Linked DNA regions of Homo sapiens: region 2 is linked to region 1. Evidence: chromatin loops called from intact Hi-C (ENCODE). Cell type or tissue: IMR-90. All regions are shown on one strand. Each heading gives the region's core, and the rest is flanking DNA. Links, peaks and the distances in the headings are about the cores only.

Region 1 (8,342 bases), core at 42-8,041:
ATTACCTTGTTTAATCATCACAACCCATTGGCCGAAGGACCTGTGCTTGATTATCCCCATTTGCCCAGTAAAAAACAGACAGGTTAATGATTTGCTCCACACATAGAACAAGTTATCAGGAGCCAAGGTTAGAACCTTCCTTCCCACTCTTCCGTGTTTTTTCAGAGCACCAAATCACAGTTCACATGTTACGTTGTAAAAGCTCTATTAATGGCAGTTCCATTTTACTTATGGATAGACATAAAATGTGATTTCTGAGAATCTTAAACATTGCGATAAATATGGCTTAGCTTCAACACAGGTCTGGTAAATTCCTGTTTGTTCCAGTTCACCTATGAATCAGGTACTGTTTCTACCCCTTTATTGGTTCCAGAATCCTCTCACAAGTCCTATGAACAATGGTGCTAATAACATAAGGGCACAAACACCCTCCTCGGCCTTTATCCTGTCTTTGGCTGCCCTGACGCCATCACCAGACAATCAGCAGACCACCCCGAGGAAGGGTAGACATCATCTTATCTGGGTTTTATTCCTTTATTTGTAAAATCGTAGAGATTGTATCATAAAAATCCAGCAAGAAGGTCTCATGTCCTTGAATCCCACTATTCAAAGCAGGTTCCCAGAGGAGAGCATCATTTTGTGTCCTGGCAAGAAGGTCTCTTCTTGAAGCTGCTGACATGGTATCCTCAAACCTGTATTCCAGAAATGGTGTCTGTGATGTGCTGTGACCAAGCAGTGATTCTCAGAAAAAAAAAAAAAAAGTGGTCATGGACACAGCTCTCTGGTGATTCTTTATTCAGCTAAGGGGGCACCATACTGTTCCTTTAGTAGCATCTCCATGATTCAAATTCCCTTCTGAGCTCCCTGTCTTAAGAATGTGCTGGCAAAAGTTTCCAAAATGCAGTTGAGAAATACAGCTCCAGTGACTGAAATCTTGCCTTTTTCAATGAGTTCTGTCCAATTTGGATTTTCCACACTTTCCCAGAAGACTGACTTTTCCTTCCAAAATGCATACTGTGTCCACATAAGGCAAAGACTCCATATAATCATGTTTCTTTCTTGAGGATTGAGCCATGACTCCTCTTTTAATTGGATGTTAGATACTAAAAAGGGGATTATTATTATTATTATTATACTTTAAGTTCTAGGGTACATGTGCACAATGTGCAGGTTTGTTACATAGGTATATATGTGCCATGTTGGTTTGCTGCACCCATCAACTCATCATTTACATTAGGTATTTCTCCTAATGCTGTCCCTCCCCCAGCCACCCACCCCCTGACAGGCCCCAGTGTGTGATGTTCCCCGCCCTGTGTCCAAGTGTTCTCATTGTTCAGTTCCCACCTATGAGTGAGAACATGTGGTGTTTGGTTTTCTGTCCTTGTGATAGTTTGCTGAGAATGATAGTTTCCAGCTTCATCCATGTCCCTGCAAAGGACAAAAACTCATCCTTTTTTATGGCTGCAAAGTATTCCATGGTATACATGTGCCACATTTTCTTAATCCAGTCTATTATTGATGGACATTTGGGTTGGTTCCAAGTCTTTGCTATTGTGAATAGTGCCGCAATAAACATATGTGTGCATGTGTCTTTATAGTAGCATGATTTATAATCCTTTGGATATATACCCAGTAATGGGATGGCTGGGTCAAATGGTACTTCTAGTTCTAGATCCTTGAGGAATTGCCACACTGTCTTTCACAATGGTTGAACTAATTTACACTCCCACCAACAGTATAAAAGCATTCCTATTTCTTCACATCCTCTCCAGCTTCTGTTGTTTCCTGACTTAAAAAGGGGATTTTTAAATGCCTTTTTTAATTTTCCCCTCAAACCCCTTCCACTCAGTCCCCTCCACCCCCAGCTTTTCTGTCGCAGGAAATGAAACCACCTTACACTGTTACTCAAACCAAAACCCCAGGAGTCTTTGACTCTCCACCCACCCCAACCAATGCAATACATCAGGAAGTTCTGTTAACTCCATCACCAAGATACCTCCTAATGCTGTTTGTGACACCTCCACTGCTGCCATCTTGGTCCGAGATACCATCGTTTCTCTCCTAATCCCCTCCCTGCTTCCTCTCTGGCACCTGTAGTCTAGTTATAGCTCAAATGCCAGAGGGGTGTTTTAAAACATAATCAGAACATGTTCTTTTCACTCCAGGGGCTTCTAGTCACACTCAGAATCAAACCCAAAGCCTCTTCCTTCCTGGCCTCTGAGACGCTATATGAACTATCCCCGCCTGCCTCTCATCCCTTGGTAACACTATGTTATAGCCACACGTGCCCTGAACACACAGATCTGCCTCTCACCCAAGGGCCTTTGCACAAGCTCTGCCCTGTGCCAGACACATTCTTCTCCTAAGTCGTCCCATGTCTGGTTCCTTCTTATTCGGGTTTCAACTTCAATGCCATCCTCTTTGAGAGACCTTTGACCACTTAGATGTAGCCCCCAGTTCCTGCACCCCAGCTGTCATTTCCTTGCACATCTCTGTCTTATCTTCGTCATACCATTTACTATTATTACATATTTTCTCCTTATTTATACATTCCTGCCACCTCAGAATGTGAATGCCATGAGAATAGGGTCCTGGTCATCCCGTTCAGTGTTGCATCCCAGCACCCACAGCAGTCCCTGGCACAGAGTAAGTCTTCAGGATATGTTTGATGATTAAATGAATGAATGAATATCTTTTAGAAAGAGCCAGTCCTCTCCATAGACTGCAACCTAAATGATGAGACTCAGAAGTGTTTCAAAATCCCCATTGCCTAATAAGACATTTCAACTTTTAGATTAATTCCAGTGGCCACTGCCTTAAAATATCATTGTTATTGTAAAAAAAAAAATTACCTAAAGGAGAACAGAGGTCTTGTACTACGCTGTTAATTCTTCAAAACTTAAGACTGAGTTAGTTTTCAAATCATTTTTATCTTAGAAATCAAAGGCAGTTGGACCAAGGACAAATACATTATAATGAAAGTGTGAAAGAGAGAATATGAAAAGTTGGCTGCATGGGGGCATTGCCCAGTCAAGACAGATGTGGGTGAAACATCATGGGCAAGGAGGGGGTTTTCCCACGAGAGGCCAAAATTGGAGAGAGGGTGAAGAGAGGGTTTGCTGGGTGCTTCTCACATGCTAGCATCGTGTTAGTTGCCTTAGGAATAAGGAAGAAGTGAAGCACAAACTCTGGCCCTCAGAACCTTCTGGGAAACCTGATGCTATGGTAATTTCTGGTGAGGATGATCATGTTTAATAAACAAGGCACAAACATTTCAGCTCTGCTATATCCCCAGGCGTCTCTCCCAAAATCAGTTTACTTCTCTACTTTACAAGAAAAATCGGTTAGCTTCAGGGTTTATAAAACTCACTAAAACATACAAATGTAAAACCAAATGTTACCCTGCTGATTTGAAAGGGATTCTGGCATGACTTCTCAGATAAAGATACAAATACATTCTTTGTTCATTTCCATGAACGGCCTTTTTATGGCTTTTGAGACCTAGTCTAAGTCAGTAAAAGTCAGAATTTGTGTTGCTGATAGGTGTTGGCCTTGTAAAACTGGAAAAAAGGAATCACATTTTCTATAACATATGAATGCACAAGTGATTCATTCTTTGGCTCAGGATGGAAACATTTATTTTTGGCACTCTTGATTCTTCTTTCTTCATTAGCTTCACAGATTTTTCTCAATACGATGTCGACGTTGGATGGGCTTCATTCACAAGGAAACACCAAGATAAATGGGGTGACTAACATCCAACTATTTAAAACTTGTAAATATTTATGAGAAAATTATATCCGTCTTTGTGGGGATTTCTCTCTGAAACGTGGATGTAACTATTGAGGGCTCTAGCTTCCCTTTTAAATGGTGGATTCTAGTGTTAGTATTGCAGTGCTCTACAGCAAAATCAGTATGACCATTGTGTATAAAATAGCTACGCTGAATCTTGAATAAAAGGGATAATGCTTCTTTACTTGTACGACCCTTCCCACTGCTGAGCCTAGAACATCATATTTTGAGATCAGTGACCTAAGTCCTGGACCAGCAAGATAATTCGCAGGGCCCAGTGCAAAAAGGAAATATGGGGCCTTTTGTTAAAATATATATATATTAAAAATGTCAAGATGATAACAGAGAACATCAAACAAGCATGGAGCTCCTCTAAATGTGGCAACCTATGTGACTGTACAGGTCTCAAGCCCAGAAAGCTGACCCTGCACAAGCCCTCATTTGAGACCTTTGCTATGACTTGTTCAGGTGAATTAACGATTCTGCACCTACTTTGTCCTATCTGCAGAACAGGTGAAAAGAGTAACATATTTTCTATTAATCATGATGATTACCTATAACAACTGAGAGTTGATTTTTTAGTATACCAGTCAGGCAGGTAAAAGGCGATGCAACTTAGCATTGGGGACTGTCATCCCCAGTAAAAACTAGGAAATTTGTAAATGTCCACTTACTGGTTGTTACCCAAATAGAATAGACAGGGACAGTGGTCTGAGGATTGAGGTACAAATATCAGAAGGATGAGAAGAGTCATGAGAAAAATAATGAAAATACCTATAGTCTTAAAAAAATTTTTTTTTGAGACAGAGTCTTGCTCTGTCACCCAGGCTGGAGTGCAGTGGTGTGATCTCAGCTCACTGCAACCTCCAGTGAGCTCAAGCGATCCTCCTGCCTTAGCCTCCCAAGTAGCTGGGACTGCAGGCACATGCCCCCATGCCTGGCTAATTTTGTGTTTTTTGTAAAGATGGAGTTTTGCCATGTTGCCCAGGCTGGTCTTGAACTCCTGGGCTCGAGTGGTCCACCTGCCTTGGGTCTCCCAGAGTGCTGGGATTACAGATGCAAGACACAGTGCCCAGCCTAAATTTTTTATTACATATATTTTATTTTAGAGAAGAGGTTTCACCATGTTGCCCAGGTTGACCTTGAACTCCTGGGCTCAAGCAATCTTCCCACCTCAACCTCTGAGTAATCAGGACTACAGGTGTGCAACACTGTGCCTGGCTTATGTATTTTTTATTTTAAAAACAACTGTATAAGTTGAATGAGCCAGGCATGGTGGCTCGCACTTGTAATCCCAGCACTTTGGGAGGCAGAGGCAGGTGGATCACTTGAGGTCAGGAGTTCGAGACCAGCCTGGCCAACAGGGTGAACCCCCATCTCTACTAAATAAACAAACAGACAAACAACAACAAAAAACTCAACAACTGTGTAGGTTGAAAAGCCATCATAAGTCTATTTAAATAAGCAATTAAAAAAATATTTGATTATTTTTAATGTTTAAAGTGTTTCGTGGTCTTTTTAAAATAGGTTTTAAAAAACTGTGGTAATAATGGCCGGGCGTGGTGGCTCATGTCTGTAATCCCAGCACTTTGGGAGGCCAAGGCGGGCGGATCACGAGGTCAGCAGGTCGAGACCATCCTGGCTAACGCGGTGAAACCCTGTCTCCACTGAAAATACAAAAAATTAGCCGGGCACGGTGGTGGGCGCCTGTAGTCTCAGCTACTCAGGAGGCTGAGGCAGGAGAATGGCGTGAACCTGGGAGGCGGAGCTTGCAGTGAGCCAAGATAGCGCCACTGCACTCCAGCCTGGGCGACAGAGCGAGACTCCATCTCAAAAAAAAAAAAAAAAAAACCAAGTGTGATAATACACACATAACACAGAATTTACCATCATAACCATTTTTAAACCTACAGTTCAGTAGTTTTAAGTACATTCACACTGTTGTGTCACTGTTGGGACATGGAAAACAACACCCTAAAATGAAGGCCTCAGAAGCAGCCTGAGAAGCAAAAGGTTTTCTCTGACCTTCTCCTGCTCGCCTCCTGTCTCTCAGTCCCACTCTTCCCCGAGGGCAGCCATAGAAACTAGAATCCCTCTTCCCCACGTGGGTCCTAGAAACCAGAACCCCTTTTCCCGAAAGCCAGCTATAAAACCTAAAAATATTATCAAACTTTTCATCCGCCTTTCTTGTAAACCAAAAATAAAATTCTAAGTACTCCAACCATCTGAACAGACTCCTCCTCTTGGCAAGGGCATCCCAAAGTTAACCTGAAAAACAAGCTCAGGCCATGATGGGAAGGGGGAGCCAGACATGCCTCATTGTACCCTCTTCCTTTTAGAATTGTTGATAGAACAGACTCCTTAAGTCTGATAAGAAACATTTACAATCTGTTCTCTCTGAAGGCTTAACCTGCACGATAAAACCTTCGTCTCCACAATCCTTTATCATAACCCAGACATTCCTTTCTATTGATAATAACTCTTTCAACCAATTGCAAATCAGAAAATCTTTAAATCTCCCTGTGACCTGGAAGTCCCCACTTTGAGTGGTCCCACCTTTCTGGACCAAACCAATGTACATCTTACATGTATTGATTGATGTCTCATGTTTCCCTAAAATGTATAAAACAAAGTCGTGGCCTGACCACCTTAGGCACATAGGCAGGGCCTCTTGAGGCTGTGTCATGGGTGTGTCCTTAACCTTGGCAAAGTAAACTTTCTACATTGATCGGGACCTGTCTCATATACTTTTGGTTTACATTCTGTATAAAAACTGGTCATAAGGAAATGATCGGACCTACCTTGTTTGATTGTAGGTCATAAGACCCCCATTCCAGAAAGGGTCCTGTCCCATACGCAGAAGGAAGAAATGCTGCTCAGAGAGGCCAAGAAGAATCTAGACAGACAGGCCTTGCTGGGTTTCCTCACTCCATCTGTTAAAGTTACATCATACCCTTTTGTCCAGTCATATTTCTAAACAGCTCTACATACTTTTTGAACCTAAGCATAAAAATGTGCACTTTCCTCTGTCTTCATTCTGAAGGTTCCCATGTACACATTAAATGCATTTGTATGTTATTTCTCCTACTAGTCTGCCTTTTGTGAGTTGATTTTTCAGTGAAACTTCATAGGGAGAAGGGGAACTTTTCCCTTGGCCCCTAGATAACTAATCTCCAGAACATTCTCGCCTTGCAAAACTGAACTTCTATGGCTATTACACAACTTCTCATTTCCCCATCCCCCTAGTGCCTGACAACCACCATTCTACTTTCTGTCCCTATAAATTTGACTATTTTAGACACTCCCACCAGTGGAATTTTATAGTATTCATCTTATTGTAACTGGCTTATTTCACTTAGCATAATGTCCACAAGGTTCATGCATAGTATAGCATATGTCAGAATTTCCATCCTTTGAAATGCTAAGTAATAATAGTTCATGGTATGCATATACCACTGTGGGGGAAGAAAAAAATGTTTTCCTTTACCTTCTTAGGTTCAGTATCTGGGGCCCTGCAAATTAGACTGACAAAAGACAGATTAGCAGGAGGAAAGGTTTATCATGTATATATACAGGGGCCTTCCTAGAAAAGTGAAGGGGCAGAGAAGCAGTTAGACCTAAGAGGTGACACAGCATTTTGACAAACAGTGATACATTTGATACATTGCAGAGATTGACAAGACAAAGGAAAAGGGGGATTCCTAATGGTGGTAACTTGTGGGAAGGAAATATATAGGGAAATAAATAGAAGAAAAGGGTGGTTTAGTAAGGTTTGTTATATACATTCCTCTCCAGGTCTTTGGGCTGAAAAGAATCTAGAGTCATCTCCAGTGATGAAGAGTCCCGATGATTAATGAAACCACCTTTGCGAAGATTATGACAGCAAGAGGAGTCTAACATGACCAACTCCATCTTGCTTCTAGCCTCACAGACTGGCTGTCTTCACGCATTCCTGGGCATAGGAAGCTAACCATGGAAGGGATTTAGTTTCTAGTTTAATGTGGAAGCAAGGATGACAATCCCTCCCTAAAACTGATCCCCTCCTTGTTCAGGAGCTGAAACCACCTTTGTAAAACTGATGAAAGACCGCAAGATTAGAACTATGGGAGTGGCCTAAATTCTGCTAAAATATAGTTTCTATAATCCCTTACTACTCAGGAGTCATGTGGCCAGAGGTCACAAGATTTGTGACTTCCCCTATTGCTCCTATAGATAACATTATGATTGTAGAACTTAAGATTGATCTTTTGAGATGTTTTTCAGACTTTTGCATTTTGGCCACTGACCGACGCTACTGACTCATGACTCAGCCGGTCCCATGGCCCCCACCCAGAGGCAGACTCAGTGCATGAGGACCATCTTCCACAACCCTATGATTGTATCCTCAGTCAGTCAGCAACACGTATTCCCTAGTCCCCTACCCACCAAGGTATCCTTAAGAAACCCTAACCTCCAAGCCTTCAGGAAGACTGATTTGAGTAATAACTCCATCTTCCATGTGGCCAGCCTAGTGTTAATTAAACTCTTTCTTTACTGCAATACCACAATCT
Region 2 (8,342 bases), core at 301-8,300, 99 kb after region 1:
CTGCAACGGCAACTCACCTTGAGCCCTGCCCTAGGGTACCAGAGCCATTTTTCCCACACACAGAAAACTGTCTGCATACCTAGGAATGTATGTTTCCTTGGGGTGGCCCTTAGTCAATGAGTGATTGGTGTGGATGTATGAAAGACCAACTGCCTGGCCTCCAGTTGGGACAAGCTCTAAGGCATAATTCATTCTCCTGAGCTGCTCTCCTGCAGGAGCAGGCGGGAGCTGGGACTTTGCCTGATATCGTGCCTTCGCTCAGATCCTTCTCATCCCTGTCCTGCTTCTCAAACTCCCCCCTGCCCCACCCCGGCCTCCTCACAGGCCACTTTCTCTATACATCCCTTGCCCATGAATCCACATCTCAAGGTCTGCTTTGGAAGAACTTAAACTAAGGCTGTGTTGTATGGAAGACAATGGAAGATGGAGCAAGACTTAATCATTGCTCACAAAGACCAAAATCAAATGGAAAGTCCCCTCTATGGACAGTTGACGTTCCTAAGTGGCTCTTTTTGGCTCACAATCAGAAGCATCCAGAGTTCAAAATGCACAGTCCAGATGATGACACACATGAGGACTGAGGCTTTGTAAGTCTCACATTAACACAATATTACATTTGGCCACATCCCCTGGCCTTTTGACTGTTTACATCCTCAGAATTGAGGGGTGTTTGAGAAGGCCTGCCACCAGGAAGAGTGCCGGTCACTGGATTATTGAGTGACATTGGACTCTGCCTACTTTCCCAAAGTGAAAAAGTCTGTTACTGCAGCAAAGGCAGTGCTGAGGAGCGAAATGTATGTGGATGACATTGAATATAATTGACCATCATTTCCTATTTGCCGTCTTCCTATGTCCACAGGCTGGAATACCAATATTGCCCAATCAAAGGGCAACTTCTCTGAAAGAAATAGAGAAAAGAGTAGGATGCAGCTCTATTCCTGGGTGCTCCCTCTCACGTGGTCCTGAGGCACTTAGCACTTTCATAATCACTGTTGTAAGAACCTGCTTCCTTTTCTTAGACTGTGAGATCTCTGAGGACAAAAACCCATCTTGCACGTGACTGTGTTTCCAGAGCCTGGCACAATGCCTGGCACTAAGTAGGTGCTCAATAAATATGTTCTGACTCTACATGGGAGCCCTTTGAACATGAGGCTGGGTCCCTGGAGTCTGATCACATTAGGTTTACCTTCTTAGAACGGATATAGATTAAAGGATTCTGGAGTTGAGGCTGTCCCTGCTATGGGCCACAGTCGTCACATACCAGAGAAATGGCTGCTCCAGTTGCCTCTTGAACCATTTCCAATGTTTCTGCCTGCTAAGTTTTAGTAAGAAGTGCTCCTCCTGGAGACCCTGAAGGAGGCACAGTTTCCTCAGACCTAGGAAATCTTGGAGGAAGGCTCATTAGAGTTCCCTAGCTTAAAAAAGAAACAAATTTGACATGGTCTGAATTCATTGTTCTGGAAATTACAAGACTTATTTTAATAGAAGCAAGTCCCTGGTCCAGGAGAATGGAGACCAGACTCTGGAAGGGAAGAGAGTTCTGGAAGGTTGTCTCTGCCTTGGATTCATCTTTGCAGTCTTACCACCTGAACATTAGTTGTAGTGAATGTCACTTGTGTTGGGTGCCTCTGAGAGCCAGATTGTTCTTCCTCCGAATGCCCTGTGATTGAGCCACTGGACTGTGAGGTCCACCAGTAGGACCTGTTTCTTTCTCCAGTACCCAAGGAAGAGTTACAGAATCCTGATGGGGGCCATCAATAAAATCACAATTTTCCATCAGGATCAAATACTTGGGAAGTGATGCCAAGGGCAAAATAAGAAAACTAGAGCTGAATGTTTTTATTTATTTTTCAAGCTAAATATCTGTGAGAGGTTTGTAAAAACATTTACTATTTTTAATATTCTCATACCTTAAAAGTTGAAGCCATCTTTGGCTGCCACAGGGTAATTAGAAGCAGTCTGCTTCCTCCCTGTCCAGTTTCCCAGACGTTGGGAGAGTGGAATGTTGGCTGAAGAAGGGAAGATTGTGCAATGCTTTTTATTTTTTATTTATTGCTAAAGAATTGATACATTGTTTAATAAGTTCTTTAAGAAAATTCTATTCTCTGATTTACCTTCCAAATGGCTTGAGTGGTGATGGAAGATTTAAGTCATTTTGTGTTTTTTAGCATTGCAGTCCATATCAAATTCCATACCTTCCTTAGTATACTTATTATTTGCCCAGTAACATATAGAGTAAGATCCATATTCCCAAGTCAAATTCTGAAGAAAGGTCTACTTTTAGATTTATTTTTAGTTTTTTAGTTTGTTTATACTTGACACCAAAACCACAAAATATTTGTATGAGCCAACGCTCAAAAGAGTGCTTCCATAAGCTTGTTACTAGAAGTTGCTTTTGGTCCTAAATTGCCAAGGAGGCAAGACTCCAAACATAGGTTTCCTGTTGGGGTCCTTGGGCAATATTACTTTCTGCCAAATGCCCTTTTTGGGGATTAACTTTTTTTAAAGCAACAAGTTAGAAAATAGTGAGTGTATTTTAAAACAGCTGCAAATATATGAGTTAACAGAGTTAGAAATGAGGTTGTCAGTTACCACAATTCATCAGTTCTTCATCCAATAAATATTTATTAAGTATCTATCATCTTCCAGGAACTACATGTTGGTTTAAGCCAAATTTAACTTTAAGATAAATTGAAGTTTACTATTGCCTTCCAAATAGTAAATGTTACAGAAACAGGAACAAACACTAGGTTTTAAGATAATCACAATAATTTTATTCCAATAGTTTTCAAGGTGACTGGTTCTGTTAAGGGGAAAAAAAAACCTTTTGATAAAGAAGTAGACCAGGCACAGTGGCTCACGCCTGTAATCCCAGCACGTTAGGGGGCTGGGGCAGGAGGATCATTTGAGCCCAGGCAAAACAGGGAGACCTCATGTCTACTAAAAATTAAAAAAAAAAAATTGGCCAAGTGTGGTGGTCTGAGCCTGTACTTCCAGCTACTCTGGCAGCTGAGGCAGGAGGATGGCTTGAGCCAAGGAGATGGAAGCTGCAGTGAGCAGTAATTGCATCACTGCACTCCAGCCTAAGTGACAGAGCAAGACCCTGTCCGAAAATTAAAAAAAAAAAAAGAATTAGGCAAAGTCAAGGCTATCATTTTAATATCTACATTCCTAAGCTTTTCTCCTCAATAATCATTTGAAGTAGACAAAAGACGAAAATAAGAAAGTAAGAAGATCTGATAACTCCATAGGAAATTTTACCCAACAGAATACTTTCTGACAGCAAATTAAAATTCTAAAGCCATAGAGCATCTACATAATGGTGGCCATCTTAGGACGGTGAGTATCAGTATCAATCACTTTATATTGTTGGAAACATGCACATCATACATTCAGGCATTTAATTTTTTGATAAAGACTTAATGTCTACAAAAATGCACATTAATTCATTTTAAAAATGATTATTTTATTTCTAATTGACACATAATACCTGTACATATTTATGGGGTAGAATGTCATGTTTTGATACATATATTATACATTGTGTAATGATCAAATCAGGATAATGAGCATAGACATCACCTCAAACACTTTTTATTCCTTTGTGGTAAGAACATTCAAAATTCTCTCTTCTAGCAACTTGGAAGTATACAATACGCTATTGTTGACTATAGTCACCCTACTGTACCCTGGAACACCAGCAGTATCCATCCAATGGACCTGTACCTTTGTACCTGTTGACAGCCTGTCCCCATCCCCCTCTCCTCCTTACTCTCCCCAGCCTCTGATAACCACCATTCTACTATCTACTTCTATGAGATCCATTTTTTTATATTCCACCTATGAGTGAGATCATGCAGTATTTGTCCTTATGTGTGGAGAAAGGGGAATTCTTATACACTGTTGGTGGAAAAGTAAATTAGTACAGCCATTATGGAAAACAGTATGGAGTTTCCAAGAATTAAAAATAGAAGTACCACGTGATTCAGCAATACCACTGCTGGGTATATATACAAAGGAAATGAAATCAGTATGTCAAAGCGATATCTGTACTCTCATATTTATTACAGCACTATTCACAATAGCCAAGATATGGAATCAACCTAAGTGTTCATCAACAAATGAATGGATTTTTTAAATGTGTTATATACATATGATGGAATACTATTTGGTCATAAAAAACAAAGTCCTGTCGTTTGTGAGAATATGGATAAATCTGGAGGACAATGTGTTAAGTGAAACAAGTCAGGCACAGGACAAATATTGCACTGGTTCTTGACTTGTCTCCCTCTGTGTAGTAATTCAGAGTCTATGGTAAAATGAATAAATGCTTTTTTCCCCCCTAAAAGATCCACTAAGCATCACATGTATACACTCTTGTCATCTCATTCAGGAATATCAAGTTAACCTAATCTTTTGCTTTCAGCTTGCTTTTTGGAAGCACTGATTAAATCATTTACACTAGGTATAAAATAAAAATTTACATAAAAACATTGAAATATGTAATTTGTCAATGAAATATCGAGTAGTGGCATTTAAAGCACTCTGTTTGCTGCTGGATTTGGTAAAGGTGAATAGGATACTGAGTCTGCCTTCTAGAAGCTTGTAATCAGTGGGGCTGACAAACTCAGACAAGAACAATTCAATGTGTGCTAAGGAGGTTTGCACAGAGGAAAGAGAATTAACCCTGCCTGGGATGGAAGGAAGGGTGAGTCAGGGAAGTTGATACTTAAGAGGTGACTTCTGAGTTTGAGTTGATTCTGGGAAGTTGAGTAAGTGTGAGTCAGAAGGATTAGATGAGAGAAGAAGATAAAGAGGAAACTCAAGAAGCTATAATAGAAAAGATAGGCCGGGCACGGTGGCCCACACCTGTAATCCCAACTCTTTGGGAGGCGGAGGCAGATGGATCACTTGAAGTCAGGAGTTTGAGACCAGCCCGGGCAACATGGTGAAACACCACCTCTACTAAAAATACAAAAATTAGCCAGGCCTGGTGGTGCCTGCCTATAGCCCCAGTTACTTGGGAGGCTGAGGAAGGAGGATTGCTTGAGCCCTTGAAGCAGAGGTTGTAGTGAGCTAAGAGCATGCCACTGCACTCCACCAGCCTGGGTGATGTGAGTGAAACCCTGTCTCAATAAATAAATAAATAAATACAAAGATAGACATGTGTTTATATAATATTAAAAACTCATATCATGCCAGGCACAGTGGCTCACACCTGTAACCCCAGCTTTGGGAGGCTGAGGTGGGACGATCACTTGAGTCCAGGAATTCCACACCAGCCTGGGCAACATAGCAAGACCCCGTGTCTAGAAAAAGCTTAAAAATTAGCTAGGCTTGGTGGCGTGTGCCTGCGGTCCCAGCTACTCAGGAGGCTGAGATGGGAGGATCACTTGAGCCCAGGAGGTAGAGGTGTAGTGAGCTGAGATTGAGCCACTGCACTCCAGCCTGAGTGACAGAGGGAGACCCTCTCTCAGAACAAAGCAAAACAAACAAAACTCACAAAACCCCAAAAACCTCATATCATACAAGAAGTTTTGGACAGAACAGGTACAAGGTACAATATTGTTGATACTAGAATTTACTTACCTGGAAAAAATATTTTAATTCAAATAATGCTGAAAAATTAGTATCAACATCATTTTATACAAAGATTTATTTTAAATTGGCTAGAAGTACATACAGTCTGGGTGCGATGGCTCACGCCTGCAATCCCAACACTTTGGAAGGCCCAGGCAGGCGGATTGCTTGAGGTCAGGAGTTCGAGACCAGCCTGGTCAACATGGTGAAACCTCATCTCTACTAAAAATACAAAAATTAGCTGAGCATGGTGGCAAGCACCTGTAATCCCAGCTACTCGTGAGGCTGAGGCAGGAGAATCGCTTGAACCTGGGAGGCGGAAGTTGCAGTGAGCTAAGATTGCACCACTATACTTCAGCCTGGACAACAGACAGGGCAACACTCATTTAAAAAAAAAAAAAAAAGTACATATAATATGATCTCATCTTTGTAAAAAAAAAGAATGGCATGCACCTGTATAAAATGTATGTGTGAAAATGCATTTGTGTGTTTACATATTTATTTAAATAGCATTAGATGAGCATTGGTAAAACTATGGAAGAAACAGTCATGTAAACAACATGGTTTCCTTTGGAGAGCGGCTCATGTGAGAAGAAGGGGAAGAAAGAAGAAAGGGTGAGCTAAGAAAAAAAGGGAAAAATATAGCTTAAAAGGTGTGATTACATCTATGCATGTATACATATGCATACATGTGTACAATATAGGTATATGTATATACAGAGTGTTGGGGGGGGAGAGAAAAAAGACAGAATGGTTTATAAGAAAAGAAAATGACATACAAACTGAGGGGCATTCGGGGCAGATTGGATACCTTGTGTGAAACCACCAGCACATTTAAAAGATTGCAGAGAGTCACTGCATAGGGTGTGGGTGAGACCTGCCTTTTCACTTCTTCAGTATCTGATAGTCCTATCAGCTATCACTGATAAATGTAGGTGGGGTGGGTGATTTTTCCTTTTAAGCCGGCTGATGTTTCTTTCTTACAGGAATTTATAACCCATATCTTGGCCTTGTCATTGGCAAAGAGGAAGATTTCTTTCCAAAGAGGAAGATGTTAATCTTCAGGCCTAGATTTTCTGGTTCATTATATCATATGACATCAATAGCAAGGGAATCAGAGAGCACAGGCCTCTGGATCAGCATCTGAACCAGCAGGATGGAGCACTGGTACACATCTGGCCTTGCCTCAGACCCACTGGAATCAGCTCACCTTACCTCTTCACTCTCAAGAGTCCCATTTGCAAAAGAGAGCTTACACTGTGTGCCTTGGAGGAATGGCAAGCAAGCACATGACAAATTCTCATAAACAACCTTGATATAAACATGCCAGCTACAGAAGGCATGGTTCTGTTCCCTGCTGCCCTTAAGCTTCCAAGTAAAAGTATTTCTTTTGTCTACTCGAATAATGGAAATACTTTTCATAGGTGTATACATATGTTTACTAAATCAATTCTATGTATTGTCTTCTGCATGTCATACCTGCTGCTGTCACAGTTATAATTAAGTGTTACTGCAATTCAAATGTAGAGTAACCACTGTCAGCCTGAAAACTGGGCTGAGAGGTAGGGAAAGGGATTGAGCCACTCTGAGCCACACTGATTTCATAGGTTTTAAGCATGGGTGAGAGAACCAAAAACCATAGCCAGATGAAGGCAGAAGAGAAATGGTGTTAAATAGATAAAATTGGACAAAGAAGAAAAGGGAATAGGGATTAGGAAGGAAAGATATGGACAAAGGTAGGAAGATAATCCAGGAGCCACTACAATAACTGAAAGGGACCCTTTCCAGTCATGTCTGTCTATTTTGCTGTGAATGAAAAATAAAGGGCCTGTGAGGCAAGATCTCAGCCAGGATCACAGAGGGAGTCAGGAGCCCACAGGTGTAATGCTGTTGAGCTTGATCCCTAAGCCAAGCTGCGCTTTCGGCTTTGCCATGTACTAGTTGTAAATTATTTAACTTCTTGTGCCTCTATTACTTCATCTGTATAATGGAGATAAAAATGTCAACAATAATATCTACAAGAGCAGGCTATTACAAAGATAAAGTGAATAAATTGGCATAAAGTGTTTATGACACTGCTAGCACAGAGTAGGTACTGTATATGTGCTAGTCCCTATTATTTCCTGTTTTCAGAAGGTAGAAGTAAGCACTTTCTACTAGGATCTGTGAATCCTTTTCCCTGAAGGCAGACAAAATATTTAAATATTTGGAACAAAGAGAATTAAAAAAAGAAACATGCAATGTTTGCAGAATTCTTGTGAGAAGTTCCTTCTCAACCAAAAAGTTTGCTTGCATGTTGTTTAATGTTTTCATTAGAAAACAGTGTCTTAAATGAGGAAGGACAATTGGTATTGAGTCTGTAATAAAAGAGGAAAGGGACTGTGACTAGAGGCCGCCTTGGTCTACCATTTCTGACCAAGGCGAGGTAACCAAAGGGCCCAGAAACTGTCACCCCACTGAGCTTGGCTGTGATTTGTGGACAAAACCCTCTTTATCCTTCTTTTTGTCCAAACTGAACTGAGTCAGTTCAGAAATCCTGGACTTCTCAGATGTTCAGCGTTATGTCACTTTGGCAGAGAGCAGAGGGGATGTCTGAATGCTGCTTAGCTCTGTCTTAAGTAGGAAATAAAGGGACAAGGAAAACCCTTTGACTGGGTTCTCTCTTCTTATCTGAAACTTGTGTCTCCTGCAACCTAAGTTTTCTACCTTCTTGTGATTTAAGTAACCAAAGTGAGGCCTAGATGGCACAAGGGAATGATTTC

The links. Hi-C counts contacts between places; a loop is a spot of excess contacts. Peaks named below come from ENCODE experiments on the same cell type or tissue, not always from the same donor. Only the 100,000 strongest peaks of a DNase experiment are listed, where the experiment ranks them.
Region 2: it touches region 1 in a loop (2.5-fold over the local background); 6 of 110 quality-filtered maps call a loop at or near these places.

Annotation. Positions count from the first base shown.
Region 1 is chr12:68,956,576-68,964,917 of GRCh38, forward strand. It overlaps a transcript of CPM not described here and the pseudogene PRELID2P1. Among named protein-coding and RNA genes, the nearest start is that of CPM, 28 kb to the left of the region's middle. In IMR-90, for the core only: no CTCF peak of the experiment used is centred there; DNase peaks (open chromatin) are centred at 3,706 and 6,776; H3K27ac peaks cover 1,254 bases.
Region 2 is chr12:69,054,942-69,063,283 of GRCh38, forward strand. No RefSeq gene overlaps it. Among named protein-coding and RNA genes, the nearest start is that of TODL, 51 kb to the left of the region's middle. In IMR-90, for the core only: no CTCF peak of the experiment used is centred there; DNase peaks (open chromatin) are centred at 1,990 and 4,710; H3K27ac peaks cover 737 bases.